Regions from separate parts of the Homo sapiens genome. Here region 2 is linked to region 1. Evidence: chromatin loops called from intact Hi-C (ENCODE). Cell type or tissue: GM12878. All regions are shown on one strand. Each heading gives the region's core, and the rest is flanking DNA. Links, peaks and the distances in the headings are about the cores only.

What was found. A loop is a pair of places that touch in the nucleus more often than their neighbours do. Peaks named below come from ENCODE experiments on the same cell type or tissue, not always from the same donor. Only the 100,000 strongest peaks of a DNase experiment are listed, where the experiment ranks them.
Region 2: it touches region 1 in a loop (3-fold over the local background); 11 of 110 quality-filtered maps call a loop at or near these places.

Annotation. Positions count from the first base shown.
Region 1 is chr2:134,444,747-134,460,117 of GRCh38, forward strand. It overlaps MGAT5 (alpha-1,6-mannosylglycoprotein 6-beta-N-acetylglucosaminyltransferase), which reads left to right. Exons shown (of 16, transcript NM_002410.5): 16 at 3,903-9,875. The coding sequence ends at 4,101. TMEM163 (transmembrane protein 163) reads right to left here. Exons shown (of 8, transcript NM_030923.5): 7 at 13,286-13,427; 8 at 11,013-12,030. The coding sequence ends at 11,970. Among named protein-coding and RNA genes, the nearest start is that of MGAT5, 200 kb to the left of the region's middle. In GM12878, for the core only: a CTCF peak has its summit at 6,290; a DNase peak (open chromatin) is centred at 6,292.
Region 2 is chr2:134,685,352-134,700,722 of GRCh38, forward strand. The region is part of intron 2 of TMEM163 (transmembrane protein 163); the gene reads right to left. Among named protein-coding and RNA genes, the nearest start is that of TMEM163, 26 kb to the right of the region's middle. In GM12878, for the core only: no CTCF peak of the experiment used is centred there; a DNase peak (open chromatin) is centred at 5,425.

The sequences.
Region 1 (15,371 bases), core at 2,850-10,849:
ATATCACATCAGGGGAACCCTTTGGAGTGTCCTGTGTTGTCTTGAATCAGGGCCATTCAGGAAACCAGCCTCGAGTTCTTGTGCATGCAGGGTGCAAGGGCGCAGTTAAGCACTGAAGAGGCCACCGCAGAGCACGCATGATTCAGGTGCGACCCACATCCTCTGGACAAGTCTCCTCCCAGACTGGGGTGGAGACTGGAAGATGCAGGCTCCAGGAAGTGCCAGGGTCCATTCCAGTGGGGCCCAGTGGAGAGGACCTCAGTTCCATACACAGGAACATGTGTTCCTGCCCAGTTTCTAATTTTGCTACCTCTTAAAGTTGTTTCTTCTACAATGTTAAATTATTGGCAACTGGGGTTGCTCTGTGCAAAGAATTCTAAGCAGTACAGTGTAGACTGAGTGCTTTGGTACCTGAGAGAGGGAAGGTGACCCTTAGTAGGCCACCTGCTCAGCCCCGCACCATGTTGCTGGGGAAGACAGTGACCCCAGCCCCATCAGGCAGGGCCAAGGGCAGAAGTCATCCAGGGACTCTGGCAAGACCCTGAACTTTTTGGTAGAAGGTTCTGATTTGGTAATACTCCTGCTGCACTCAGAGCAGCCCAGTGGAGTCTTTGCCAGGTGGGACCTGGCAAGGCAGAGCTGGAATGAACAGAGCCCTCAAGAGAGGGGGCTAAGGGAGGGAAGGCACTCAAGGGAAGGGGCAGGAGGGAGGGGCGGGAGCAGCAGGTGAGACAGCAGCACTCGCCTCCTGTCCAGCGCATCCTGTCCTGTGCATTATAGGTCTGTGTCAGGAAGGGACTGGTGACTTCTCAGCCCAGTGCCTGTGACTTCAGTCACAGCGTGGTCAGCCCCATTGGAGGGAGGCTTTGCCTTTTTTTATTCTTCAAGAGCTATAAACTGTAAACTGAGACCTGATGGGCCCAGAAACTTTAACTACCATCCTGTAAGAAACTAGGAAGAAAGGAAAGGAAGATGGCACACTGCGGTGGGGTCTCTGAGCAGGAGGATGTGCTTGTTTGTGAGACAGACACTGCAGGGACAGAGAGGCAGACATAGCACCATGCACTGCCTGGAAAGGCAGGGACCCCCTAGGGGTTGAGGATCCTGGGCTGCAGAGGCTGTCTGGTCTCCATGTGCTCTAGCGATTGGGGAAAGCTGCTTTGCCTCACTGATGACCTTTGCTCCCAAGGATAATGGAGTCACCTTCCTGACTGCTCAGAGCTATGGGATGGGCACATGCATGCCAGTAAAAGGCAGAGCTCACTGGGGGCTTAGAAGACACTGGGGCCAGGGGGTTGGTTAGAGCCCTGCATTCCACAGCCGAATCCATCAGTTGAACCCTTGAGGAGCTGCCTGGTGTCGGGTCTCACCTGTGGCCTGGTGAAGCGTCTGCTGCTTGAGCACTCTGCGGCGGTCTCTGTGCATCACCCCAGGCAGGCTTCTGCTGCTGCAGCCTTAGCTGAATCCTGCTCACAGACACACGCTCATGTGTGCTTCTACCCCGGGAGATGGTGGCCTAGAGCCTGAGTCCAGGTGACCCAGGGAGCGAGCAGGAGGGTTTTTCATAGCTCCTGACAATTATATTCCTCGCCATGGGGTCTGAGAGTCGCCGTAGAGATTTCTATGCTCTGGTTAGCAGTGTGCCGGCAGATGGTTTAAGTAAAGCCACAGCAGCTGCTGTAATTCACCCAAAAAAAAAGGTCATAAATATAAACCTGTATCCCAAGGTCATGTTCCATATGTAAACTTGTCATTCAGAATTGAGTTCCAGATATTTTTCTCTCTGTTGTCCAGCTGAGGTATTCTGTGAAGGAGCTGGTAGCTGCAAGTCTCTGACTCATTTTTCCTTTTAGGAAATCCATAAAAATTGACTTCCTGCCCTCTCCCTTCATGATTCATGACCTTAACTCCCTGGGCATTACCATCTCCCAGCTGGCATCAAGAGCAGGGGTGGTGGGGTATTTAGGGTAGTTGCAGTGCTCTCCCGGTGACTGTGGGAGCAAGAGAAGAGAGTCCCGCTCTCCTGAGCAGGTCTGGGCTCCTGGTGCAGTTCACACGTGCAGGAGGCGCCGCAGGCTCTGGGGGAGGGAGGCCTGAGCACCAGTGACATGCTGAGTTCCAGAAGCAGTTGGGGCTTCAGCTGCAACTGAGCAGGAGCCAGGCTGACAGCCTGGGAGATCTCAGCAGAAGCCCCAGCAGATGTGCGGGGAATCGCAGGATTAATGTTGGCAAGGGGAGGAAGGCCCCAGGCAGCTGGTTAGCTAGAGAAAGACAGGGCAGGAGTAGGAGAGAAAATGATGCTTTACATACACATACACATATGCATACGCATGCACGCACACAAATGCAAGTACATAAACATGCTCTACACACATGCCCATGTACACACACATATGCATACATACACATACAAGCCCATTTGGAAGCTTCTCAGAGGCAACGAGAAACCTCAGGCTCCCCATCCTCATCCCCTCCGTGTCAGCAGAAAAATGAGACTTCCATGAACCAAGTGAAATAGAAATGGTTGGTGTGTAAATTCATACCACTGGACAAGCAAGTGGGGAGGTGGTATAGCCCATCCGATGTCTGCCAAGGCAGGGTGATGACGACAATGACCACAATCCTGACAACAATGATGGTTGCCATTTATCCACTTACTTAGAGCTTGACTCTGTCACATGCTGTAGAAGCACTAACTTAATTCCTGCAGTAAAGAATCATTTATCCCCATTCTATGGAAGGGAATCTGAGCCACAGAGTGGCTCACTCATTTGTCCAGGGCCACACAGCTCCTAAAAGACAAAGCCAGGACTCAAACCCAGGTCTGCCCGTCCCCCAACACCACTTTCTCTGATATCAGATACAGCATGGGTTCCCACCTCGCATTCATGCAGGACACCAGGTGAGGCCGCTGCCTCCTTCAGGAAGCAAGGTGGATGGGAGCAGTCATCCCAAGTGGGAGGGAAAGATATGAGATAAGAGGCCAAAACTGTTGGGAATGGAAACATCAGAATATCCTTGGCCCCCCTACGCAGTGGTCCCAGCCAAAGGAAGCAAAGCCACCAGGCTCCACCGCCTGAGACCACTCAGCTGTTGGGAGAAGATGGCAGAAGTACAGGGCTGGGGAGAGAGGGCCTGGATTCAGGCCGTCTCTGCACATCCTGAAGCCTCAGTTCACCTTCCTCTAACTGGGGTTACCATTGCCATGGCTTAAGGGTGGCTGCAAAGACCCAGGGAGGCGATGCCCCAGGACAGCACCTTCTGTCTGATAGCTTTCCAGCAAGAGGCTAAGGCCATATAACAGGAATTCTTTAAAGCCTTTAATTAAAAAGTTAAACATACTTAAAGAACGTAAATGATGCTGAGCTTTGCCCCACTCTCACTTCTTGGAAGCAGCCATTGCTAAGGCATTAGCACATAGCCGTCTCGACTTGCAGCCTTCACCTCCCGTGTGCACACTGCGGGCTGGTTCCCCTGTGCTTCCCATTCTGGGACTCACCTTTCCCCAGGATGACTCTCCTGCTCCTCTCTTCTCCCTCATTCTTTTTCAACAGCTGCAGAGAACTCTAAAAGCACAGAAGGGCCATGATTTATTTGGCCATTCCCTGCTTGGTGAGTATTTGGGTTGTTTCCAGTTTTTCTCCATTGCAGACAAAGCTTCACTAGGCAGCCTCAAACACACACCCCTGCACACACTCCCTGGTGCACACATGCCTTCCTGAGTCTAGATGCCTAGAGGTGGAGGATTGCAGACGAAGAGGGTGGGCACCATTTCATTTCTAAAGTAGGACAAGACAACTGAACATCCCCCCATGCCTCAAGATGGGGGCTCACAGGGCCAGTGACGAGGAAAGGCTCTGTCCCTTCATCACCAACACTTGTGCCTTTCTCTTCCTCTTCAGGTACAAGGTGACCTGCCAAAGCTCAGAGCTGGCCAAGGACATCCTGGTGCCCTCCTTTGACCCTAAGAATAAGCACTGTGTGTTTCAAGGTGACCTCCTGCTCTTCAGCTGTGCAGGCGCCCACCCCAGGCACCAGAGGGTCTGCCCCTGCCGGGACTTCATCAAGGGCCAGGTGGCTCTCTGCAAAGACTGCCTATAGCAGCTACCTGCTCAGCCCTGCACCATGCTGCTGGGGAAGACAGTGGCCCCAGCCCCGTCAGGCAGGGCCAGGGACAGAAGTCATGCAGGGACTCTGGCAAGAGCCTGAACTTTTTCGTAGAAGGTTCTGAATTGGCATTGCCCTTGCTGCACTCCGAGCAACCCAGTGGAGTCTTCACCAAAACAAAACAAGAGCGTATGTCAGGCCAGGAGCCTGGCTTGTCCCTGGCACAACATCATTTCTGTTTCTCAAGGAGCAACTGTGGGAAGACTGTCACTGCAGCTGCTCCAGGGCAAAAGAAAGTCTCAAGAGTCCTTTAAAACAAAACAGGAGGAATTGAGCTGATGGGAAAGAACTCTGAATGGGAATATTCCTAAACCCATTAACTTATTTATTCGGGTGGGAGGGAGGGGACCGCGGGAGGGAGAGGAGGGATTGATCACAGGCTTCTTTTATTTCCACTGTTAATCATCCACCTTCACTATACTGTTGTTCTGTCTGCTTTGGGCAGGGTGCAGGAGAGAGACCGTGTGCCGTGGGGCTGGTGGCCTGCTCAGGGACAGCCATGGGGACCTGGCAGCTCAAAACAGATGGCAGCAGAACAAAAGAAACTTTTGCTTTGGAAGCACAGCCAAACTCCCCAGGGCATCGTCATAGATGGCACCTAGAGCATGGGCTGCCTCAGTCAGGGGGACGTGCCTGTGTTGTCCAGAGAGCCCAGCCAGGGACGAAAAAGGAGATGAGGCCCCTTTCCTCCATGTCCCCATGCCCAGACACATACCTTGGCCGTAATTTCTTTTAGAATCCCTTTGGGAAGGAAATACAGGATTGAGGGATTTTGGAGTTTCTGGTAAACTCACCCTCCCTCCAGCCCCGCTATGAGGAGGAAAGTAGAGATGAAAGACTCACGCTGTTCATGGACTTGGAGAGGATTATCTTTGAGCCAAGATTTGGACAGGAGTGAAGTCGGTCCTTAAGAATTTGTGGCGCGACCGGAGCTGGGCTCCTGACAGGTGGGCTTGTGTTGTGTCCCCTCTGATGGCACCAAAGTCCAGGGAAGGGGGCTCTTGATGTCTGCTGGGGGAGTGGGGGCAGCTCAGGATGAATGCAGTGCCCTGTCCTGGCTACTCACCTGAGGGTGTAGCTCGCAAAGGTGGGAATCTGGTGCTGGCTTTTCCTTCAGGCAGGATCACTCTGACTTGTTGAGTAATCAGTCATCAGGTTGGCCTGGTCAGACACACTGGACCCCACCTTCCAAACCCTGGACCCCCCCATGCTCTGCCTTTGTATAAGTTCCCACCCCACTGAATCATTGCTGCCATGCTCTGTACAAGTTTGTAAGTTTCTGAAAAGCCCCTGACATCTCCATGCTGATGCAAGTGAGACCCCTTCTGCCTAATGTGAGCGGTTGGCGTCCTCCACTTGGCCTCTGCTGGGCGCCTCAGTCGCTCAATGATGTGCTCTGTGCCGGGGCTTCCAAGCACCCTTCCTGCTAACAGAGGGCGGCCCAGTGGAGCCTCCGCTGGGCAGAACTGATGGGCAAGGCGTAATGGCTGGTAGCTTTCAGAATGTGAGGGAAAGGAAGAATTCCGCTTCATGGGGACTAGAGTTAGTGTGGGGCCTTTAAGTCTGGGAAGTTACATTCTGCTTCTTTCTCAATTGCTACACAAATGTGCAGCCAGCCTTTTTTCTTAGGCCCACTGAGATCCCTGCTCAGTGCGTCTCAATTGTATCTCCAGTCTAAGAGGAGGGTGGGGGGCACCCGGGGCCTCCTCCACTCCTTAGGTGGCCCCCAAGCACATCTGCCAGGTAGAGTACCATGGGGAGGCCTCTGCCCTGAGCATCATCACAGGGGCGCCTCCAGACCTGGCTGAGAATAGCCTCTGCTTGGGCCTAGGAAGAAGGGCAGAAGTCCAAAGGAAACCTTGGTGAGTGAGTGTGTGTGTGTGTGTGTGTGTGTGTGTGTGTGTGTGTGTGTGTGTGTATGAGCCTGTGCATTTCTTTTAAGCAAGGGCAGTTTCCTGCAGTAGGAGGGCAGATGACTGGCATCCTTGCTGTAAGGAAGAGCTTTTTCCTTGTGAATGGGCCTCTTGGCTGTACCCTAGGGTGTGGGAATTTGCTAGAGTTCCCTGACCTGCAATCCCTGGGCCAGTGCCGCCCTCTCCTGGGCTCTTCCAGGAGCATTGAACACTGAGGATGTCAATGCAAGTATCTGACCAACAGGGGGAGCCTGCAGGCCGAGCAAAGTTTAACCCACTTAGCCACTGCTACTTAAGCAAGGAAGCTGAAAGGTAACCTTAGCCCTGCCTTGTGTTCCAAAAGCTGCAAGGATCATTTGCTGGCTGTCCCTAAGTTCAAGGCCTCCCTACCTTCCCCTTCTTTTCCAAGTCACAACCCGCCCTGCCCGGGCCAGACAGCCCAGAAGAACACTTTTCTGCCATTTAAAAATCCCTCTTTCATCCCCCCCAGTCCAGTATTGAGTGGAAGTGCGCCGGAGTTCCACTGACAGGGCAGCTGCTCTTGGAGCAAACAAGCCCACACTCCAGTTGTTTAGGGCATTATCTGAAGAGTCAGTGACCCCTGAATGTGTACTGGCTCCCAGGCCTCCTCAGACTTGGCCCAGGTCTAGTCAGTGATCCTGGAGAGGAAACTGGGGAGGGGGCTTCCAACTGCCCTGCATGGAAGAGGAGAGGAAGGTGCCCCTGTGTGGGCTGGAAGCCTGCGGAGGTTTTGCCATTGCTGATCTTGATAGAATCCTAAACCGATTTATAGCTGATAACAGTTCCATGGGGAGAGAAATCCTAAGTTATGATTAATGTTTTTCCCCGCTATAATATCTTGCCTGTTTTTTTGGATTATTTTCCCCATTGTGATCCTAAGCTCTTAAAAAACTTGAGGGAAAACATTCATCTAATTTACTAAAAGAGAAAGCTTTCCATTGAAAGGTAGATACTTTGAGGAGTAAAAAGACTTCTTTGAATGCTGGTAAACACCGCATTTATTTTGTGTATGCAGTTTGATTTGCACATGTATAAATGGAGATGCTTTTCATTTTTGTTTGGACTGGGTTTGTGTCACTGCTCATTACAGTTTGCTTTTTTGTGTGTTTGCTGTGCGTTTGGAGATATTAGTCAGTTTCTTTAGTGATATTTGTTTCCTTGATGTGCCTTTTCGTTTTTCTTTGGGGTTTTTGGAATCCGGATGCTGTTGAAGGGCAATAGCAGACTCCTCCAGCTAAGAGACAGGACATGTTCTTGAGCCACTGTAGCTGTTGAAGCTGGACACCAGACGCTCCCTATAACCCCCCCGCCAGGCCATAGCGTGTATGCATGTGCACTTCCACCCACAGAGGAGGGTGTGAAGCCTTGAGAACCTCAAGAAAGGGCTGGATTCTGCCATACCTTTGGGTCTACCTTGGGACTGCTGGTTGCCAACGTGTCAACCAGCCTGTGTTCCCTGCCACCCACGCACTTGCTGAGGTGTGGCTGAGGCAGAATCATGTGAATGGGTGCATCCAAGGAGTTCAGGGCCCTGCTTGGAGAAGAAATACTTTAGCATCATGAAAGGGAAAGAACGTGCACCCCTTTTTTGTTTCTTTAGTGAATGCAAGATTTAATAAAAGTGAATAATGAGCTTCCCCTTTGGGAGTGGAGCCCAGTGCAGCTCACTGACAGGGTTGACATCAGTATGATGTGTTGGACTGAAACTGTATGTCTGTAGGTAGGTGTGTGCCTTTTAGGGCAGACCACGGTGGCCACCCCATTTCTCCAAGGTGGTTTACCTAGCTTGTGTATATTAGACATTGCCACCCTCACCTCTGGCCAAAAATTCTTGATTTAAAAAGAAAAGTCTATTTTGTTAACGACAGGCTCTGTTGTATGTGTTACTATCCCAAGCCTGGATTATTTTATTTATTTAAAAGTATTTTAATTTCCATATTGGCTTTATTCTAATCCCATCCATCCCTGTGGAGCTGCAGAGCATCTTCATGTGAGTAGACGGATGGACATAAATAGATTCATGCTCATTTAGGAAGCTGGGAGTTTCGTGAAGCTGAGGGTGAGTTCCTGTGATTCTTGTTCGCTTCAACAAAAAGTGGGAGACCAAGTTTTTATAGCAAAAGACCAAATTAGCTGTAGAGTCTTGAATGCAGAAAAAAATTACCCTAGCTTTCTTAGCACTTAGGGTTTTGTGAGGATTCAGTGTTTAGCACAGTGCTTGGCACATAGTAAGCCCTAGTAAATGTTAAATATTGTTATTAGTGTTTCGTAAAACTTGAGAAATAGAGCTGAGCTCATTCCCTTCCTGTTGATTCAAAAATAATACCTACATGAAAACATGATTCCAAGTTGATTGAATGTTGTAGGAATTACTGGTTTAGAGTAGCCCAGTTCTCGGCCTACCCTGCTGGTTGGGATCTTACTGTATTCTTGAATGCACTGGTTTGAAAATATGCCAGACTTCAGCCCCCAAGGAAACAAGGCTGCAAGAATTTATGAACTCCAGCTGGAAAAGGTAAAGGTGACCTTTGGCTAGCCACATACTGGACCTTACCCCACTGACGTCTTTCAGAACATTCCAAGGGTTTTCCTCAAGGAACATTTTTGAGCTAGAAATTAAAATGGGTTCTCTGGCAGACTGCACCCCTTGAGTCAAAGTTAACAGTATTCCTTTGAATGCAATAATAGAGGCTTTTCTGCGTTAAGGGAGAAGGAATGACCAATTGAACTTACACATTCCCCAGGCAGGTCCCTTTGCCGGCCCCTACAGGCTGGGGTGGCCCCTCCTGTCCTCAGGGATCAGACTCCCAGACTGGTTAGTTCTGCATGTTTCCATCAAATTAAAGGTTATTCCCTGGCCGCCTCCTGGAGAAAACCAACCCCACCCTGCCAGCTGGGGGCAATGGGGCAGGGATTTTGGCCTCTCAGAACAGCTCCTAGAGGCTGCTCATGACTGAATGTTTTCCCAAATCACCTAAATATCGGTTTGCTTTTTGTTTTGGGGGAGAGGATTTAGCCTCTTACTTCCCTGATGGATTCAAAGTTTTATCTATCTCCTTATCTCCTGCCCTGTCTTGGCACAACTCTGGATAGATTGCAGGTGTGGAATTTGCTGGAGTTTGGTGACTTCGTCAAATTCCTTTGGATTCTGTTCCGCCAAATCAGCAGTCTCGTCCTGTGGATGCAGTGACTGGAATTTCCCATCTGCAAAGCATCTCTGTAGCCCAGATTTTGTGGAGCCTTAAGACACTCCCTCAATGCCACCCTGACCCCACGGCTGGAGAACCCTGTGCTTATGTGGTGGGCAGGGCCACTGTTGATGGAGGATGGCGGGGACGGGGTGGTGCTCAAAGGATCTGTGGTGCTGGAGGTCTACACGCCTCTCAGGACAGCGTGTCAGGAACCTCAGAGCAGCTTCACATCTGCCAAAGCTGAGAGGGAGCGAACTTGGGAAGCATTTTGCTCATTGTCCTACCCAAGTATTAATAGCATAATAGTTGATGCCAAAGGAGATGGTGACGTCCCTTCCACTGTAGTTGCTGTCACAACCTTGACGTCTTTAAGCTAATGGCCGTTTGCATCTGTGTCTTCAAACAGATCCTGGTTACAGCCATTTTGTGTGATTCACTTCGGGGGTTAAGTAATGCAGGATTCTGCAAACAAGGTGTCGCCGTCCAAATGTACTGTCCTGGCATAGAGAGCACTGCTTTGTTTTCCACTGTTGTAGAGAAAACTAGGGAGAACTTTATTTTTCAATAAACTTTTCTTGTGTGACAGGTGGAAGTGATTTTTGGGGGGGCGGGTGCATGCAGGGTCACCTCCAGAACAAAGCTGAGCTGCTGTCTAGGCGCGTCCCCAGCACACAGCTTCCCCCAGCTGTATTTCACGGTTTGCAGCACACTGTTGAAACGGCTGGTAGGAAGACAGGAAGGTATACTTAAGGAGTGGAGAGGGGAAGGTTTTACTACTGTGTATTCCTTCCCTTATATCACATCCACCACTACTCATGTTAGCGCACTCTCCTTGTGCTGCCTTCCCCTAGAAGGAAATTCAATTAGAAAGTGAACTGCTAGATTTTGAGAAAAATCTTTAAGAATGAGCTAATAAAAATAGCTCTATAAGGGGCTGAGCACCAGCGACCATTGGACCTAGAATAGATTTCTCCCTTTCAAGAGCAGCTTTTGAGCCAGGAAGCAGTGAGCCATGAGCAGCTGGTTAGGCAAATGCCCTGGAGACAGGGAAGGTTAGTCCATGCCCCACCCAACAGTTTGTCTGCAGATGACACTGGCCCTCATCTGCATGGCCTCTCTGAAGCTGGCGGGCCTCCTGGCTACGGCCCAAAATGGACACCCCACACAGTTCACAGAGCATGTTAGAACACAAGGGAAAGCCGAGTGCCTACATTTGGGCAACGCTACCAGTGTCACTTCCCCTCCCTGAGCTTCCATGATGTATATTAGACACAACGAGAAAACCAGCAGAAGAGAAACCTACAGGCTCCTACACTTCCCAATCTTTTTTTTCTTTAGTTCATGTTGTTACATATTAACATCCCTTGACGTATTCCTCAGTACTGCTGGGGAAGCAACCTGAAAGCATGGTACTGGACCAAGTTTCCATGACCTCACAGAACAAACTCCCTTCACTGGCGTGGAGGGGAGACAGGGCCCCAAAGCTGCAGCAAGGCCATGGAGCAGCTGTCCCTCGGTGCCAGGTGAGTGTGTGGCCCCTACCTGAGTGGTCAGAGAGGGCGGCCTGCACCACAGTCCTTCAGGGTCTCCACGTTCAGCACCCCTAGGCACAAGCTTCCCCTCCCAGGTCATCCTTCAGCCACAGCGGAAAACCTGCCCATGACGGGTCTCCCCATGTGTTGGTGCCGCACGGTGACGACTGCCAAAGATTGCCTTCCCATGCCATACAAAACAGGTAAAGGTCTTTATTGGTCAGCCACTACTGCCCGGGCAAGCAGTGGTGTGAGAGGTACAGAACGGTGCGGGTTGGGGAACACTCTACAGAATCTAAACCTACCGTGACATCAGCTGAGAACGTCTTGTTCCTTACAGAGGGAGCGATCCATCTCTCACAGACTGTAATGTACCCATTACCACTTAACACAGCATATAGATATATGCATATACGGATAGATTATATTTATTTATTACAAATAAACTGTAGTTTCACATCTCTCAAAAATGGACCCAGTTTTCACATGGATGTTCAGGTTCTGAATGTACAAGAAAAGGTCAATGTGCTTATTTAATTCGTCCATGCAAAGCTTATACGTGTATCACTAAGTACTTTAAAAAATAGAATGGTCTCCTTTTGAGCAAATCTGTTTAGACTTAGGATTAGTAAAACAGTATGAAATAATGAGATACACTGATAGAAATTAGGAAGTGACATACTGATGATTCTGGGTATGTAAAGGGTGAGGGGTACAATCTTCCCTTAAGACCTGCCAGGAAAGGAGAGACTTGGAACCAGGAGTGGCAGGGCCACCCAAGCTGGAGGAGGTGGGTCTGCTCAGTCCTATGCAGCGCAGGCTCAGAGCACCACCGAAGACCTTTCTGCCAAAGATCTCATCCTACCCATGAGAACCATCATACTCCAGAGACTAAAAAACGCCAGTCCCAGCTGGAGACGGGGAAGGAGGTCCATTCCTATGGGCATTGTCCCAACATGTTTGATGGGGGCGGCAGGTGATGGGGGCAAGGTAGATCCACCTGGCTGGGCAGACCTTGTCTTGTAATGACAAACCATGTGAAAGAAAACTTCCAAAAAGAAACCAGATGTTCAGTTAAATATTGGCACCCTTTGCCTATGTGGAAACTCCTCATCTCGATGGTCTCATGCGGATGCTGGCCCCCTTCACTCAAACATCTCGTAGTGACGTGTCTGCCTCACCCTCGGCACCATGTCGATGAGGAGTCTGCAAAGACGAAGACAGACAAGGTCACCTCCATGGCATGGGGCTGAAGAGCTTGGGGAAGCGTATTTTCATTTTTTTTTTCCTGAGATAATTCACATACCATAAAATTCACCCTATGTGGCTCGGTGGTTTTTAGTATATTCATCCATTTGTGTTATCTCAGAAACCCCATGTCCACTGTACCATTCACTCCCCATCCTCCCCACGCCTGACGAGAAGTACCCTCCTTCTGGCCTCTATGGATTTGCCTATTGATATTTTATATAAACAAAATCACATAACGTGGCCTTTTGTGACTTCCTTCATAATATTTGAGGTCCATCTATGTTGGAGCGAGTATTAGCACTTCATTCCTTTTTGGGGGCTGAATAAGTGTCCACTGCACAGATCTACCACATTTATCCATTCATCTGTTAATGGACAATTGTGTTGCTTCTGCGTTTTGCCTATTGTGAATAACTCTGCTGTGAATTTCACAGACAACTTTCAGTGTGGAGGTTTGTTTCCATCCTCCCGCAGTGTATACCAAGGACTGGAAGTGCTGGGGCGAATGGTAACTCTGCGTCCATGGCAGCACCATCGTCCATTCCCACAGCCATGGATGAGGGTTCCACTTTCGCCACGTCCTCACTGACGCTGGCAGTTGTCCCTCTTTTTGATGATAGCCATCCTACCTTTCCTTGAGAATGGAAGCATTTTAACATTTAAAAGCAGAGCACCCTTTAGAAATGGTTCTCTGAAAGGCCAGCTCCAGCCTGGGTGCTGAAGTCCATGTCAGTGATGCCAGCACGGCCTTTCTGCACTGACTAGTCCCCTTTTGCAAGAAGTTCTCTAAGGCTAGGGATGCGGCCTCTGGCCAGCACACTGTTGCATCCCCCATTTGTGGCAGGAGGGGCTCCACTTGTGAGGAAACCACGCAAAGGTGCTTCCCTGGGGCATCATGAAGACTGTCAGAGAGGAAGGAGCATAGATGTCAGGACACGAAGGGTCCTAAAGGCATCAGATGGAAATCAAGGAGTGCCTTTGTGGCTTAAAGGCCTGATACCTCTTGTCCCTGCCTCACTTCTGTGCCAGCCCCAAGGATATCTGACCCCTGCTGGGTGCTTTTCCAGTCACCTGACACTGGTCAGGCTCAGGAGGGGCACAGGTACAAAATATGACCTTCAGAAGCCTGTCATTTCCTGACTGGGGAAGGCGGTGGAAAAGGGACACTCCTAGCTGCCAGGAAAGCAAACAGGAAAGCACAAGAACCTACTTGACCCCATAGGCAAATATGGTGAGGCCGATCAGAACGCCTATGCTGCCGTCCAGGTACCAGACCGCCGAGTCATGCTTGAACACTTCCGCGCTCAGAAGAATGGAGAAGCCCATCACGCCACCCACGAGGGAGTTAAACCCTGCAAAGGAAGTGGAGAGAGGCTAGATGGCAGTGCCAAGCAATCCAAGAAAATCACCCAAATGCCAGTCCTGCCTCCACGTAACTGGAGCATGTGCTGGGAGGAATGATGCCCAAAGCTCTCACGAGTGATAGCCACCACCTGGGCCCATCAAGTCTCTGCTCAAATGTCACCAGATACCTCCCAGAATAGAGCCGTCACCCCCACCATCATTCTGTACCTGCTTTATTTCTCTTCTGGGAACTGACGCCATATGTGGTTTATAGCTGGTCTCGCCCGTGCCCGCTAGAACGCAAACCTCCTAGAGGCAGGGGTGTGGTTTTCTGTTGAGTCCACAGTCCCCAGGACAGTTCCAGGCTCACAGTAGACATTCAAATACTTGGGGACTCATATCTGAGTGTCTGCTGGGCCAGATTCCGAGTTGGGTGTTCAGGACGTGTGGTTACCTATAACCTTTCTCAATCGTGTGACGTCACATTATCATCATCATCCCTGCTTTCCGATGAGAAAACTAAGAATGAGGTTAAATACATTGATGGAGGTTATCCAGATTGAGAAGGGCATTCTATCCCAACCTGCATCCTTTCCCTCCCGAGTCTCCTCTAAGTAACCTGAGGTTTTTTCCTTTCCCTCCAGAAGAGAAATGTAAAGTCTATTATGCTAAGTTTTTTGCAAAGTATTGGCTACATGGTTGGAGAAATGGCCATAAAAACAGAACTGGAGCTACTAGATAGTGACTGCCATCTCCTTTCACACAGCAGCCCACTGGGGCTCCCAGCTTACATGTGATACTTCTACTTTACCAGAGCTGTCAAAGGCCACATGGGAAGGGAAGGGAATGGCTTAAGGTAGCTTCTAGGGTCTCCCCGCGAAGGACACCAGCTCCTCCCCTGCCCCAACACACTGGTGGCCCCAAGAGAAGCTCCAGGTCCACGCTGCCCAAGGAGGCCCTGCTGGTAGGTTTGTGCAGGCCCGTAACCTCCCACGCCAGGCCTGGCTTCCCCTGGGGCAGAGGAAGATTGCCAGGCAGGGATGACCTGAGCAAATCTACTCAGGATCCAAGGCAGGGATGCAATGGCCGCTCACAGGAATGGAAGATGAACCGCGGACCTGCAAGGGCACCCCAGGGACTGGCCTGGACCCTACAACGCACTTGGTGGCACGCCCTTCTCTCCCCTGTGCTCAGGACACCGAGGTTTGGTCGAGGATACCTCATATTCCCCACACCACATCCACCACCCACCTGTAACTGTTCCTGTAACAGGAACAAGGGCTGGTTCTTGCGATGTTCCTCCCTCCCTCCTTCCCAGATTGGATTGGATTGCTCCTACTGGGATTAACCCACCTTCCCATCCCCAGTGAACTCTTCTTCCACCCCACGCCTCCCCCATCTGCTACTGGCCTTCACAAAACCCGCAGAAGAGTCTGCCTGCTGCCTCCACACTCACACCCCCCTTCTGCCCGGGTTCCCTCCTCCCCCAGCCCTTCCCAAAGTCAAAGTCATCCTCATCCTGCTACCTGCAGTGGTGACAGGCCCCCTTTTGGTGGGGGTCAATCCCTAGCCCCACACCCCCCTCCCCAGGCTCCTCCTGTCCCCTTTGCTGGGTCCTCCCCTGCATCCCCACCTGAGTGTCCCAGGCTCTGTCCTCTGAGCTGGCCCTCTGCCAATCCATGAGCCCTGCTCCCCTCAATTCCCAGCTTTTGTCCTGACCTTTGACCTCAGGCACAGGCTCCTCATGGAAGCATCTCAGACTGACCACAGCCATGACAAAGCCCTGAGCGCCACCTCGCCCTCCGCTGCATGCTCCGTAGATGGGGCCACCAGCTGCAGAGGCCAAGATTCTAGGAGCCCATCTTCCCTTACACCACCAACCTGCCCCTCGAGCCCCTTGCCAGATGTTACCCCCCCCCAAATTCATTCTCACTCTCCCCGCTGATCCCTGC
Region 2 (15,371 bases), core at 781-8,780, 240 kb after region 1:
CCAGAAAGAGCTGTGAGTAGGTAGAAAACAACAAACCAATAATTGGATCTGTAACTTGAAGTCTTTTTATCATGAGCAGTTTTGGGAGAGCAATTTTGCTCTTTGCTAAGTGAAGCAATTCAGAATGCTAGGAATACTAAATTATGGACATGAATTATTTATGAGTAATAAAGCATAATTTAGCATAATGTTACTATTTGAGTTATAAAATAAGGTACTTTCAAGAAAAGTCACTGTAAGGTCCAAGGTTAGCCTAATTAGATCTGGAGAACCCGTCACCACAGCTCCTGCTTTCCCACTTGCCCCCATCAGCATTTTATGCAATCATTATAAAACTTACAAAGGGAACATGGAAGAAACACCACCAAAACTAAGAATTCTCTGTCCAAAAATAAAACATACAATCATCATTAAACCCATTTTCTGAAATGACCACCTCATAGATTCTTGGGTATGATTACACTCTCCATTACCTACTTAGGGACAGCAAATAGGTTTTGCATTCACTTGTACTTTTTCATTACAAGAAATGGAGATTCCAACCCCGAATGGCCTAAGCAAAAAGGAAATGTATTCACTCATGTCACACACACCAACAAATGTCTAGAACAAGACTATCTTCAGCTATAGCTTGATTTAAAGACTCTGCCAGCCATATACCTGTCTGTCCTGTCACAGAAATGGCTGCCACAGGTCCTGGTGTCATACCCAGAGTCCAGCCAGGAGGAAAGGAGTGGCATCTGGGTCCACTTGTCTCTTTTATCAAAAAAGGACAAACCTTCCCTGAACCCAGCTGCCCTCCCCACCCCAGCCTGATAAGCCTCTACTCACATTTCACCTGCCAGAAGTTTTCCATAGCCACCTGGACTGCAGGAAAGGCTGGGGAAAAGAAAAGGTAAAAGCTTTTTAAGTGAACGGCTTATCCAACCTCCACAGCAGGTGGAGGAAGGGAGAGGAGGCCATGAATATGGGTTGCGAAGCCTGCCCCCGGGCTCAACCATGCAGCCTAGAGCCTAAAAAGCAATCCGTACATATTAAAGCAGGATGGTGGTGGCTTCCAGGGGCAGAACCCCAGTCAAAAGAAAGAACTGCTAGGTTATATGACAGCTGACTCGTGAGTTGTGTTTTCTGTATTATAGAGCTGTCAAAAAGCAAGGGACTACTTGACCAGAGTAAAAGAAAACTCACCAACTAAAAATTTTTCAAAGGCAGTGATTGACTTATGGGGCCAAAAAGGAGGTAGAATCATAGCATGCTACTCGGCTCATCATGATACAATTTTTATGCAGTAAAAATTATAAATACATTTGATACAAATTTAACCAAAGATTGTAATACTAAGAAATTTGGAGGCGTGGAAGTGAAAAGCTGTGAAGGATCAGAGATTTTACCCTACTTGCAAGGTAACAAGTTAGTCAGCCAGTTTCATGAATGCTGGCAGAAGACATGAGATTTTTGGGTCAGAGACAAAGGGCGATTTATTACTCACAGCAATAGTAGTAGCCAGAGAATCAGCATTTCTGCCTTGGTTTCCTAAGTCCCCATTCCCCTGGCCATCCAAAGAAGTGCAGATGAAAATTGCAGACACAGTGAGTTACACTACAGGAGAGGAACCCAAGCTTAGGGAAGCTGATTTTTTCACAATGGGCAATAAGCCCATAACATCTCTATCTTCCAAAGCTATAAGCAAACTGCCTTTTGCTCTGGCGGAAGACACTATATCATCCAAGACTATACAAACATCCTTGAAAAAGTAGTCAGAAAGAAAGCGAGTTAGTACCTCTACTTGCAAGATGGCCAGAAATGTGTGAGACCCAGGAAGAATCATCTCCCAGAAAGGAAGAGAGTAAAAATCTCCACTTGCTAAAATAGGTCCACAGAAATGCCAAAACGTGATGGCTTTTAGAAATGGGGTTGACAAAAAAAGCACAGATAAAATGTTGGGAAGAGTTGCTTCTCGGGTAAGAAGTAGCCATGGGAGGTGGAGAGAGGGAAAAGGACCCACAGGGATCTGTTTTTTGTGATCAACTTTAGCACTATTTCACTTAAATCATGAGCACATATTATGCTGATAAACAAAATCAATGTTAAAATATGTATAAGTTTAATAACAATGCACAATGAATGTATATTCATCTGCATATACAATTTCAACAATGTCATGAAAATGCTGAACATCAGAGGCCTCTCTAAAAGTGATGCAGTGTGGCTGTGACAAAGTGAATATGGCGAAGGTGGCAAAACTCGTTCTTAAATGCCATTCAACTGTGCAATGCATGATTCAGGTAACAGCTCAGTAAAGTTATTCCAAGTGGAGGTTAATTCATTATAAATCACATACTGTGACCAGCACCCTACTTAGATACCCTGGACTTTTTCATCAGAAAAGACATCAGTGTGGTAAAAGGCAGAACCTAGCTTATCAACCAATAATGTAATGTTTAACTCTATGCAAGGCACCATGGGATGACATAAAAGTATCAAGACAATTCCCAAACTTAAGGAGCTTAATTATTGGTTGCCAACAGCACCCACCAACTCTAATTAACAAACAGAAAAGGGATTTACATGGGGAAGAGTTCTGAGTTCAGCTGACTGGAAGACTGGCAAAACAAGCTCAGGAAGGGCATAGGAACCAAGGAAGGCCAGATACTGGAAACACAGCAGAGAGCATGGCCAGACCACTCCAATAACAAAGCCACTACCGGCCGCTCAACACCAAGGCACCTGACTTCTGGCTGCGCAGCAAGCTCCCCACTGCGCACCAGACACTGCTGTCATCTCCAATGCGAAGGAACCTCAAAAGACACTCCTGCCAGACTCACAACCCCAAGCAGGAGCTTCTCACTGGTTCTGCTTCAGTTATGTGCCTCGGCCCGAGCTGCAAGCATCTTGAGAAATAAGTTTCTTCCAGCCTCCCAGAGCCCTGCTTCCCCTCCCACCAAGACACAAATGGTGGGTGTCTCCAAACTCATGAAGAGGTTCAAAGGTCGGCTGCCAGAAAACAAATCAAAATGAATGTCACCTTGGTGGGTGTACCGAATACACATAAAAAGTCAATAATCGACCTATGACAAATTAGAAATAATCTCTCTAGTCCTTATAAATTTCCTCCTTATACAAATTCCTAGATTCTCTCAGTCCTTCTACCGGGGAATATATTAATCTTCAAAATATTCCTAAACAGGAAAGAGTAATTAGGTAATATATTACTTGGAGTTTGGAAGAGAAATAATTTTAGTTCTCCCACCACCCAAATCCCTCAGCTGTAACTATTTCTCCACTGGAGACATTCATAGACACTCTACATATTTCCTGCAACAGACATTGAGCAGCAATGGAAGAAATGACCTTCAATCTTCATCAAAGTATTAATCCTGTTCTAATGTCTTATAATACTAAGCAACAGATTATCTTCCTTTCAGGACTCAGACACACCGCCCCACTCCCTCCTCCCTGCTACCACACACGCACACTCTCTTTGGAACTATGGTATCCACTAGCCACATGTAGGTACTGAGTACATGAAACGTGGCTAAGTGGCTAGTCCAAACTGAAATGTACTCCATGTGTAAAGCACACACTGGATTCCAAAGATTTCACATGAAAAATAGAATGTAAAATATCTCAATAATTCTTATATTTTATTACCAAGTATAATATTTTGGATATACTGGGATAAATAAAAATATCAGCAAAATTAATTTTATGTTTCTTTTTACTTCTTTGTTTAATGGAGTGCCTAAGTTTTTTGTTTTGTTTTTTTTTTTTTTTTGAGATGGAGTCTCGCTCTGTCACCCAGGCTGGAGTGCAATGGCATGATCTTGGCTCACGGCAACCTCTGCCTTCCAGATTCAAGCGATTCTCCTATCTCAGCCTCCCAAGTAGCTGGGATTACAGGCATGCATCACCACGCCTGGCTAAGTTTGTATTTTTAGTAGAGATGGGGTTTCACCATGTTGGTCAGGTTGGTCTCAATCTCCTGACCTCAGGTGATCTGCCTGCCTCGGCCTCCCGAACTGCTGGGATTACAGGCATGAGCCACCATGCCTGGAGACAATTTTTAATTACACATGAGAGTCACATTTGTGACTAGAATTATATTTTGTTTCTATTGGACAGCACTGGTCTAGGGACTCAGCTCACTTCCCCAAATGACTAGCACTGTGACATCCTCTCCAACTGCCCACTCCTGAGAGGCCTGCTGCCACTCAAAGGAACTCAGAGGTCCAGAAACTTCCAGGGAGGCCTGCTTCAGGGATGGGGCTTCCTTGAGGAAAACAAGATGAGAGAGGTGGGGGAAACGTTCACAGTTCATCTCTCCCTAGTGCACATGAATGAGTTCAGAGGAAAAGATACAGTTAGAAAAACTAATAGCTTGTGCTTTTATGACCAAATGTTATGGCTTCCTAAATTTTAACAGCCAAATGTACCACAAAGTTACACATTTTAACTTTATTTCAAATAAACACCCAAGCAAATATAGGTCCCCATCAAAAATGTGGTTTCTCCAAAGAACGGCATGCAGAGCCCAAAAGTAAAAGTCAACTTGCTCCTTTGCGGTTTGTTTGTTTGTTTGTTTGTTTGTTTGTTTTTGGAGGCAGAGTCTCACCCTGGCACTCAAGCTGGAATGCAGTGGTGTGATCTCGGCTCACTGCAATTTCCACCTCCTAGGTTCAAGCAACTCTCGTGCCTCAGCCTCTGAAATAGCTGGGACTACAGGCACGCACCACCATGCCTGGCTAATTTTTGTATTTTTAGTAGAGACAAGGTTTCGGCATGTTGGCCAGGCTGGTCTCCAACTCCTGACCTCAAGTGATCCACCCGCCCCGGCCTCCCAAAGTGCTGGGATTACAGGGGTGAGCCACCGTACCCGGCCTCTTTGCATTTATATACACTGGATATCCATCAAGTTATCAAACTTTACCTACATCAGCAATTTTTTTTTTTTTGAGACAGAGTCTCACTCTGTTGCCCAGGCTGGAGTGCAGTGGCATGATCTTGGCTCACTGTAACCTCCACCTCCTGGGTTCCAGCAATTCTCCTGCCTCAGCCTCCTGAGTAGCTGGGATTACAAGTGTGTGCCACCATACCTGGCTAATTTTTTAATTTTTAGTAGAGACAGGGTTTCACCATGATAGCCAGGCTGGTCTTGAACTCCTGACCTCAAGTGATCCGCCAGCCTCAGCCTCCCAGTGCTGGGATTACAGGCATGAGCCACCGCACTCAGCCTATATCGGCAATTTATAAAGGAGAAAAGTCACAAATCAAGGTGAAGGATGGATTTCATTTACCACAAGAAAAGCCACTGAATTCTTCAGAGCCTTGAGCAAACTATGAAAAAACCCAATCCTTCCCTCTGACACAATTAAGAACTTCATGACTTTGGCTTTCTTTACACAGCTATTCTCAAGGCTGACTAATTAGACCTTGTATAATCACAGTTGTGGCCATTCCCACCAGTGTAAAGCCTAATACTAGCAAAATGCAAATATCAGTGAAACGGAAATACACTACTAAAGTAAAGACAGGGCCCTGGATAACGACTTTGAGAGACAACTTCCTCATTCATTTATTCAAGAAACCCTGACTACCCATCTACCTGGTCCAGGCAATCGGTGCCCCAGGGGTGGGTGACAAAACGGAGGAGATCAGGTCCCACACTCCAGGCGCTCACAGTGTGGCTGGCGGGAATGGTAGTCAGGGGTGGGGGAGGCACTCTGCCAATCACTGGGGAAATAGGAGGGCAGTGGTTCATACAAACAGCAGTGAGGGCCTCAGCAGGGAGCAGCCAACTCTCCCAGAGCAGGACTTTGGGGAGAACAGGGGAGAAATCAAAATGCCTGGTGAGTTCCAAGAACAAGGGTAGCAAAGCCCCCTCTTCATCTCTCTGCTGCTGGCCTTCTGCAGAAAAGGGGATCTCAAGTCAGCACCTGTCATTCCACAAGTAGACCCGTGTCCCTGGAGGAGCAGTCAAGTCACTGAGTCTGCCTAGCGTAGGCACCAAACATCAAGAAGCCCTTGTGGCTGTACTGAGAGCCCCATTCTCCAATCCGGGTTTCTCAGCCATGAAGCTGATATTTTGCTTTCCCTCTGTTTGACTCCTCTCTGGTTCTGAACTTGGGAAGAGAAAATGAATGTTATTCATTGTATTTCCAAACAACTCTATTGTAAATACACACACACGTGCATGTACACATACACATGCTCATACAGACATGCACACATGCGCACGTACACCCTTGTCAGACAACCCTAGGTGCCGCCAGGCTTCTCCAATAGACAGCACTATGCTGACAGTCCCTTTCCTTCTCCAATGCTCATGCCCATCTCTTGGCAACCTGGCTTCCTTGTTTACCACTCTGACAAAATGTTCTCTGCAGAGTCACAAAGTGACATCCTAAACACCAACTCCAATGAACAGTCTCCTCAGCCTTGACCCTGGCTGGCATGTAACATCGCTGGTCACACCTTCTTGAAGTGTTGTATTTGCCTTTCTGTATCCTTGTACAATCCTTGCTCCACATCCTAATCCCTAGAACCTGTGCACGTTACCTTAATAAGCAACAAATAGGATTGAGGCAGGGGCTGCAGTGGATATCTTTGCAGATGTGATTAATTTCAGAACCGTAGCAGGAGTGATGACCCTGAGTTATCCAGGTGGGCCTTAAATGCCATCACAAGTGTCCTCATAAGAGACAGGTGGAGGGAGATTTGACACAGGGAGAAGTAGAGAGAGATTTGAAGATGCCAGCCTTAAAGACTGGAGTGATATGCCCATGAGCCAAGGAATGCCAGCAGCCACCAAGAACAGAAGAAACAAAGAAAGTATTCTTCCCTACACCTCTGCAGGAGCACAGCCCTGCTGACCCTTCACTTCAGCCCAGCGATCCTGATTTTGGACTTCTGGTCTCCAGAAATGTGAAAGAATAAATAGATCTTGTTATTAGAAGCCACCAAGTTTGCAGTCATTTGTTACAACAGCCAGAGAAAATGAATACATTCCCTTCAACTTTTCTGACCTCTATGTCTTCCACTAGTTCCTTATCATCTTCCTACCCCAAGAGAAGTCATTCTCCAAATTCTGTCCTTTGCCGTTTCCCCTCCTTAGTCTGCTTGGGCTGCCATAACAAAATACCACAGGCTGGGGGACTTCAACACCATGAATTTATTTCTCACAGCTTTGGAGGCTGGAAGTCCAAGATCCAGGGGCTGGGAGGGTTGGTGTCTGGGGAGGGCTCCCCGTGGGTTCCAGATGGCTGCCTCCTCACTGCGTCCTCACACGGCCGTTCCTCAGTGCAGAGGGTGGAGGCAGAGAAGAAGCAAGCCCTCTGGTGTCTCTTCTTATAAGTGCACAATCCCATCACGAGAGTCCTGCCCTCATCACCTCATCATCCTCATGACCTTGTGTAAACTGAGCCACCTCCCAAAGCCTCCCCCTCCAAATACCATCACACTGTGGGTGACAGCTTCACATATTTATTTTGAGGAATACAATTCAGTCCAAAGCAGTTCCTCTCTCCTCCTCATGATCCCAGGCTACTTCACCCATCCACCACATTGCCTCAGTCATTGCCCTAAAGCAAAACACTCCCAAATCCATCTTTCTTCCAGCACCTCAGTCACGTTCCAGTTGCAGGTTTCCAACTGATCATCAGTTGTCTCCTTCCCAAAGTACTGCCAGGCCATAACCCAGCATCTTCACACTGAAGACATCTCTGGACCCCCCTGTGCCTCAGCCTCCACAGTGCCACAGAACCCTTGCTTTGTCTCTAATCCCTTATTTCTTTTAGAGATTCTGCCCTCCCCACCCTCTAGGCTCTGGAACTCTTTACTCTCCCTCTTCATCCAGAAACCTTGAGTATTAGCAGATACTGATATGGGCCCTGCTTGAAGAGTAAGACATTTAAAAAAATAAATTTTAACATTGGTTTAAAACTCCAGCAATTGTAGGTGATCAAAAACTGAAACCTTTCCAGACGTGGTGGCTCATGCCTGTAATCCCAGCACTTTGGCAGGCCAAGGCGGGTGGATCACCTGAGGTCAGGAGTTCGAGACCACCCTGGCCAACATGGCGAAACCCCATCTCTACTAAAAATAGAAAAAAATTAGCCGGGCATGGAAGCATGTGCCTGTAATCCTGGCTACTCAGGAGGTTGAGGCAGGAGAATTGCTTGAGCCCAAGAGGCAGAGGTTGCAGTGAGCCAAGATTGCAACACTGCACTCCAGCCTGGGCAACAAGAGCAAAAACTACATCAAAAAAAAAAAAAAAAAAAAAACCTGAAACTGAGCCTACAGCATGATGGAGCTTTTAAAAACAAATCAACCTTGACCTGCTTTGGTAGGAATTACTGTGAATTCCATACCTGTCAGATAGCAGGTCTACTATATTCTCTGTTGATGACATGACTTAGAAGACACCTCTGGGCACTGCTTTAAACAGGACACCTTTAGGTCCAGACAAGGTTGGCCAGGAGAGTGGGTTTCCTCCTACATGAGGAACAGCTGAAGAGTCTGGGGATGTTCAGTCTTTGGAAGAGGTGACAAAACAACACAATAAGCTCGCACTGCAGATCTGTCTTGTGAACAATGGAGATGGGTCCCATGGTTGAGAGTAGAGGCTCTGAGTCAAGTAGGGCAGAGTGTGAATACTCTATCTCTTATGAGCTTGGAAACTTAGGAAAGCTCCCTAACTTTTCTGAGTCTTAAAATCCCCATCTACAAAGTGGGGATGATAATGTTACCTCAGGGCAATGTTGCAAGAATGAAGTGTGATCTGTGGGAAGCACTTAGCACAGTGCCCAGCATACTATGTGCTTGCTAAGTGTTAGCTAAGAAAATAATGACTATAAAAGAGGAGTTAGAAAAAGGTAAACCATTCAATTAACCATTTAAAAAGCTTTCTGAAATTGGGACTGGGCAACATAAACTGGGTCTCGCTAAGTTATTAGAATCCCAGTACTAGAAGTATTCAAACAAAAGCTGAAGAACTATTGGAATTGACCTAAAGAGGGTAACGAATCTCTAATGATGGCATCTGGGAAGAATGGCACTGCCCATACTGGAGAACTAAAGGACTAGTGTCATTATCATGGTGACTTTATCACTTAAAGGTACTGAGATTTACTTACCACTAAGAACTTATTTCACCAGAAATAAATCACATCTGTCCTTGCTTTGGATAAAAAAATGGCCATCTTTTGTAATGCAGAATTCATTCCCTAAGAATGCTCTCTTTATGGGACATGTAAAGTTTAAGCTTCTCCTTTCAGGAGACTGGTACATCAATTACTCTGTAATAAATATCTATTCAGTTCTGATACCATATCTCCTCATTCACACTGAAGAATAACCTGGGATTAGATCCAAACTCTCACAAAATGACTATATACACACATTATTCTTTAAAAAATATAGCAGAAAGTTTCCATTTTGAAAATGTACTTTATCAAATGAACAAAGATCAACTGACATCTAAAAATACTACAATGTCTCTAAGTATAATTAACTGGAATGCCAGAAATCTCCCGGGATAAATAAAAGCATAATGTAAAAGGAACCCAGGTAAAAAGAAATACAAACTCCACGGTTTTCTGGAAAGAAAAAAACTGGTGGTGAAAGTTTTTTTATTTCCCTGAATTCCTCCTTAAAGACATCAGAAAAACTAAAATAGCAAAACCAATAACAAAGCTAATACTTTTAGAGAACTAAATGATGGAAAGGAGGAAAAAAAAATTTTTTTTGAGACGGAGTCTCGCTCTGTCACCCAGGCTAGAGTGCAGTGGTTCAATCTCGGCTCACTGCAACCTCCGCCTCCCGGATTCAAGCAATTCTCCTGCCTCAGCCTCCTGAGTAGCTGGGATTACAGGTGCCCATCACCACACCTGGCTAATTTTTTGTATTTCCAGTAGAGATGGGGTTTCACCATGTTGGCCAGGCTGGTCTCGAACCCCTGACCTCAGGTGATTCACCCATCTCGGCCTCCCAGTAGCTGGGATTACAGGCGTGAGCCACCGTGCCCGGGCAAATTTTTAATCAAAAAGAAATGAAAAATAAAAATGATGTGGAAAAAAATACTAGATAAAAATGACAAGCAAAAAAGAGCCAACATACACATACATTATAAATCCCTAAGGAATTAAATCAAAGCAACAGAACAGAACAAATACTATAAAAACTGTAGTTTTCTTGAACTAGAAAGACATGAAACTACCTTTTACCTGAAAAAAGTTAACCCAGAAGAGCTATTACCAAGATACAGTTGTTTTATATAGTGTTTTCTGTGCCCAAAGTTCTTCTTAGTCAGCTTGAAGTTAAATTTTTTGAAGTTTCTATTCATGGTTTGTGCTTTCTGTGTCTTAAATTCAAAAGCCTTTCTTTTACTTCCAGGTCAAATGGAGAGTCTCATATTATTGTTTAAAAGTTTTGGTTGGGCATGGTAGCTCATGCCTGTAATTGGGAAGCCAAGGCAGGCAGATCACCTGAGGTCAGGAGTTCCAGACCAGCCCGGCCAATATGGCGAAACCCCGTCTCTACTAAAAATACAAAAAATTAGCCAGGCGTGGTGGTGGGTGCCTGTAATCCCAGCTATCAGGAGGCTGAGGTAGGAGAATTTCTTGAACCTAGGAGGCGGAGGTTGCAGCAAGTCGAGATCATGCCATTGCACTCCAGCCTGGGCAACAAGAGAAAGACACCGTCTCAAAAAAAAAAAAAAAAAGGTTTAAATTCTTTCTTTTCAGGTTTAGTTTCTTAAATCACATGGAATTTATATTTGTATATGTGGGAGGTACAAACTTATTTTAGTTTTTCCATATAGACAGCCAATTGTGGTGGTATCATTATTTCCCTCCCTGATGTGTGATGCTACCTCTCTCACATATCCAATTTCCATATATGTGGTTACTATTTCTGGACTCCCTATTCAACTTTCCTGGTCTATTTGTTCCTAAAAATATCACAATCTCAACTGCCCTAGTTTTAGAAGTTTTGAGATATATATGCACCTTGTTCTTGAAAATTATCTTGACTATTCTTAGCCCTTTATTCCTCCATCAACATTTCAGAGCTTACCAACTGCACTGGAAAAAGCCTATTGGAATTCTTAGTGAAATTGCATGTATTAGGGTTAATATAAGGAGAAATGACATCCTTATTAGATTGTCTTCCCAGCTCTGAACATGAGATTTCTCTCTATTCAGATCTTATTTTATCATTTTAATAGCATTTTATAATTTTCTTCATGAAGGAATTATACCTATATTAGATTTATTCCTTTTGGTTTGTTGCTATGAGAAATGACATCATTATGAAAATTAAAAATGTATTGCTGTGTTGCTATTATATAAGAATACATTTGATTTTAGTATATTAAACTTCTACCCATCCCCAGCAGCTTTGTTGGAATTTCTTACTTCTAATAGTATCTGCAGAATCCCTTGGCTTTTCTTTTGTTTTGCTCTTGTCACTCAGGCTAGAGTGCAGTGGCATGATCTCAGCTTACTGCAACCTCCACCTCCCAGGTTCAAGCGATTCTCCTTCCTCAGCCCCCCGAGTAGCTGGGATTACAGGCACCCGCCACCATGCCCAGGTAATTTTTGTATTTTTAGTAGAGAGGGGATTTCGCCATGTTGGCCAGGCTGGTCTCGAATTCCTGACCTCAGGTGATCTGCCCACCTTGACCTCCCAAAGTTCTGGGATTACAGGTGTGAGCCACCATGCCCGGCTTCCCTTAGCTTTTCTATGTAGAGCTATGGAAAGCTCTATATTGACTATAATATCTATAAAGCTCTATGTAAACTATAATATCCACAAGCAATGATGGTTACTTTTTTCCTCCCCAATCCATATACAGTACCTTTCTTTCTTTTGCTTGCCCTACTATACTGGGTAGGACATCACGTATAATAATAAGGAGAAGTGGTAACAGCAGACGTCCTTATCTTCATTTTAGATTTTTATGGGCTGAGTCTGCCTAATTTACCAGTTACAATTAATATTTTAGGTTAAATAACCTTTATCAGCAATTCCCAGCCTGGTTGCTAAAAGTTTTTATCTTGTCTTGAATTTTACCAAATGCTTTTTGTATTGAGAGATACTATAGGTTTCTTCTCAATTTTTTTTTTTTTTTTTTGAGATGGAGTTTCACTCTTGTCACCCAGGCTGGAGTGCAGTGGTGCACTCTCAGCTGACTGCAACCTCCGCCTCCCGGGTTCAAGTGATTCTCCTGCCTCAGCCTCCCAAGTAGCTGGGATTACAGGTGCCTGCCACCATGCCCACCTAATTTTTACATTTTTAGTAGAGACGGGGTTTCGCCATGTTGGCCAGGCTGGTCTCGAACTCCTGACCTTTTATGAACATGGTAAATTACATAATAAACATTCTGATTATATCATCCTAGATTCCAAAAATAAACACATGTGGTGAGCATGTTCATTTATTTATTTATTTTTATATAAACACAATGAGATTTAGTTTGCAAATATCTTATTAAAGACTTTTTGTATCTATATTCATGAGTGATACTGACCTATAAATTCTCTGTTGCCTTTGATTTAGGTATCACAGTAGTAGTAGTCCCAAAATGATATAGGAAGCTTTCCTTCTTTTTCTGTAGAATGGAGTGCATGAGATTGGGATTATCTGATCCTTGAACATTCATAAAAGCACTCATAAAGCCACTGCTGGCCTAGATCAGAGTTTCTCAACCATGGGCACCACTGACATTTTGAGCCAGATAATTCTTTGCTGTGAGGGGCTGTCCTGTGTACTCTACGATGTTTAACAGCATTCTTGCCCTCCACCCAGTAGATACCAGTAGCACCTCCATTCCCAACTGTGACAAACAGAAGTGTCTCTTGACATTGCTGGATGTCTCCAGGGAAGGGAGGGGGTGCAAAATCACCTCTGATCATGAACTACCGTCTTGGATTAACATCTTTAATGGTCATAAACCATTCATGGCAAGTTATTCTAGTAAACTATGCACTTCATCCAAGTCTTCAAATTTATGGGCATACAATTGTAAATAATGGTCTCATTTCCTAAATTTTCTCGTATTACTAATTACACTCCTCATTTCACTTCTAATTACCTTTCACTCATTTCTTTTCTTTTTCATTCAATCTTACCAGAGTTAAGCCCATTTTATTAGTCTTAAAATAAACAGCTTTTAGTTTTGTTGATTTCTCATATCTTTTTCTCTTTCATTTATTTGTATTCTTCAAAGTTTTGTTTCCTTTCTTCTATTTATCTTGCATTTACAGTTTTTTTCTGTTTCTTATCTTCTTGTTTTGGACAGTTTTGTTTATCAACTTTCAATTTCTCATTGTAAGCTCTAAATATTGTTTAATATTTAATATAAATTTTATCCTTGAACTATTCAGAAATGTGTTGCTTAATTTCCCAACATGTATTATGATATGTACAGGTATTTTAGCTATATTTGATTTCAAATTATTATTGCACTGTGGTCAGAGAACATTGTAAAATGCACATCCTTAGGAATGTGATGAGAATTCGCTTGCATATGATGGAAGCAGTCACCTTTTACAAATATTCCATAATGTGCAAACATCCTTATTGGATGCATGGCTCCACATTGAGCCACTGGATCAATATTCTTTAAACTAAAGGGTAACAACTCACTAGTAAGGCATAAAATGAATTTGGTAGGATGTGACCAGCACTTTTTTTAAATGAAAAAGGATAGAAATTATCAAAGTGAAATTTTTTTCACATTTTAACAACTCTGGAATCAAGTATTAATAGCTCACAGAATGACTAGCATAGCGCACAGTTCAATAGCAGCAATTATTTTATTTTCTAGTACAAAAAATCACGTAGCGTATTATAATCAAAAGTGTTGTAGAGTGGCCAGGCATGGTGGCTCATGCCTGTAATCCCAGTACTTTGGGAGGCCAAGGCGGGCAGATCACTTGAGATCAGGAGTTCGAGACCAGGCTGGCCAACATGGTGAAACACTGTCTCTACTAAAAATACAAAAAATTAGCCAGGCGTGTGGTACACGTCTGTAGTGCCAGCGATTTGGGAGGCTGAGGCAGGAGAATCGCTTGAACCCAAGAGGCAGAGGTTGCAGTGAGCCAAGACTGTGCCACTGCACTCCAGCCTGGGCAACAAAGCAAGGCTCAATCTCAAAAAAAAAAAAAATGTTGTAGATATGATGACATAGAGTATATAACCACATAAGTTTACATATTCTGATATATTCTACATCACATATGCATTCCCTGTTATGGATGGCAGTCAAAAGTGTTTGAAAAACACTGAATTCCACAAGTCAAATCTTCAATATTTTCATGAATTTTTTTTCTTTTTATCTATCAACTAGTAAAAGAGGTGCATTAAAGTCTACCACTGTAATTATGATATGTCTGTTTCTACCTATAATCCCATCAATTTTTGTTTGAGTGCTCTGGGGTTTTGTTGTTTGGTATATGCAAATTCACAAATGTTTTATCTTCTGGGTGGTTGGAACTTTTGTTTATATGGTAACACCCTTTATGCCTAATAATGCTTTTTGTTTTCAAATCTATTTTCACTAATTAAATAGCTACATCAACTTTATCTTGTTATTATTTGCCAGATCATCTTCTTCTATCCCTACATTTAAGGAATTCTGTGGTCTTACGTTTTAAATTTGTCTCCTATTAACAGCATACAGCTTGATTTTTTTTTAATGCAATCTATCTCTGACTTTTACCTGATAGCTTTAATTCATTTACACTTTTGATAATTTCTGAAACATCTGGATTTGTTTCTACATTTTATTTTGCACTTTCTATGCTATTTGTATTATGTATTTCACTTCTGCTGTCTACTGATTAAGGGAAGTTTCCTAATTCTTTTTCTCCATCTAATGATTTGAAAGGTATGTACCCCATCCCTCCCATCAGCTCCAAAACAGTTTCAGATGCCTCTAAAAACACTGACTATTTTCTATTTCCTCTCTTTTCTGCTTTTGGAATTCTTACTTGTTTGTATTGGAGCTTATCCTATCCTCCATGTTTTTTAGTAAACGTGAACTTGAGAATCCCTGTTCCATATTCTGGATAAGCTCCTCTGATGTAGAGTTCGATTCTCTAGTTATTCCTCATTGGTTTCTGATTCACATACTATATTTTTCATTACAAATTGTTCTTCTGACACTTCCAGGGAAATATCGCAGGATGGTTCCTCATGTACTTTTGCTTCCTCTAAAAACCCCACTAAACTAAGAACAGAGGGGTGTTTTTAAAAAGATGAATCCAGCCAGGCACGGTGGCTCATGCCTGTAATTCCAGCACTTTAGGAGGCTAAGGCGGGCGGATGACCTGAGGTCATGAGTTCGAGACTAGCCTGGCCAATATGGTGAA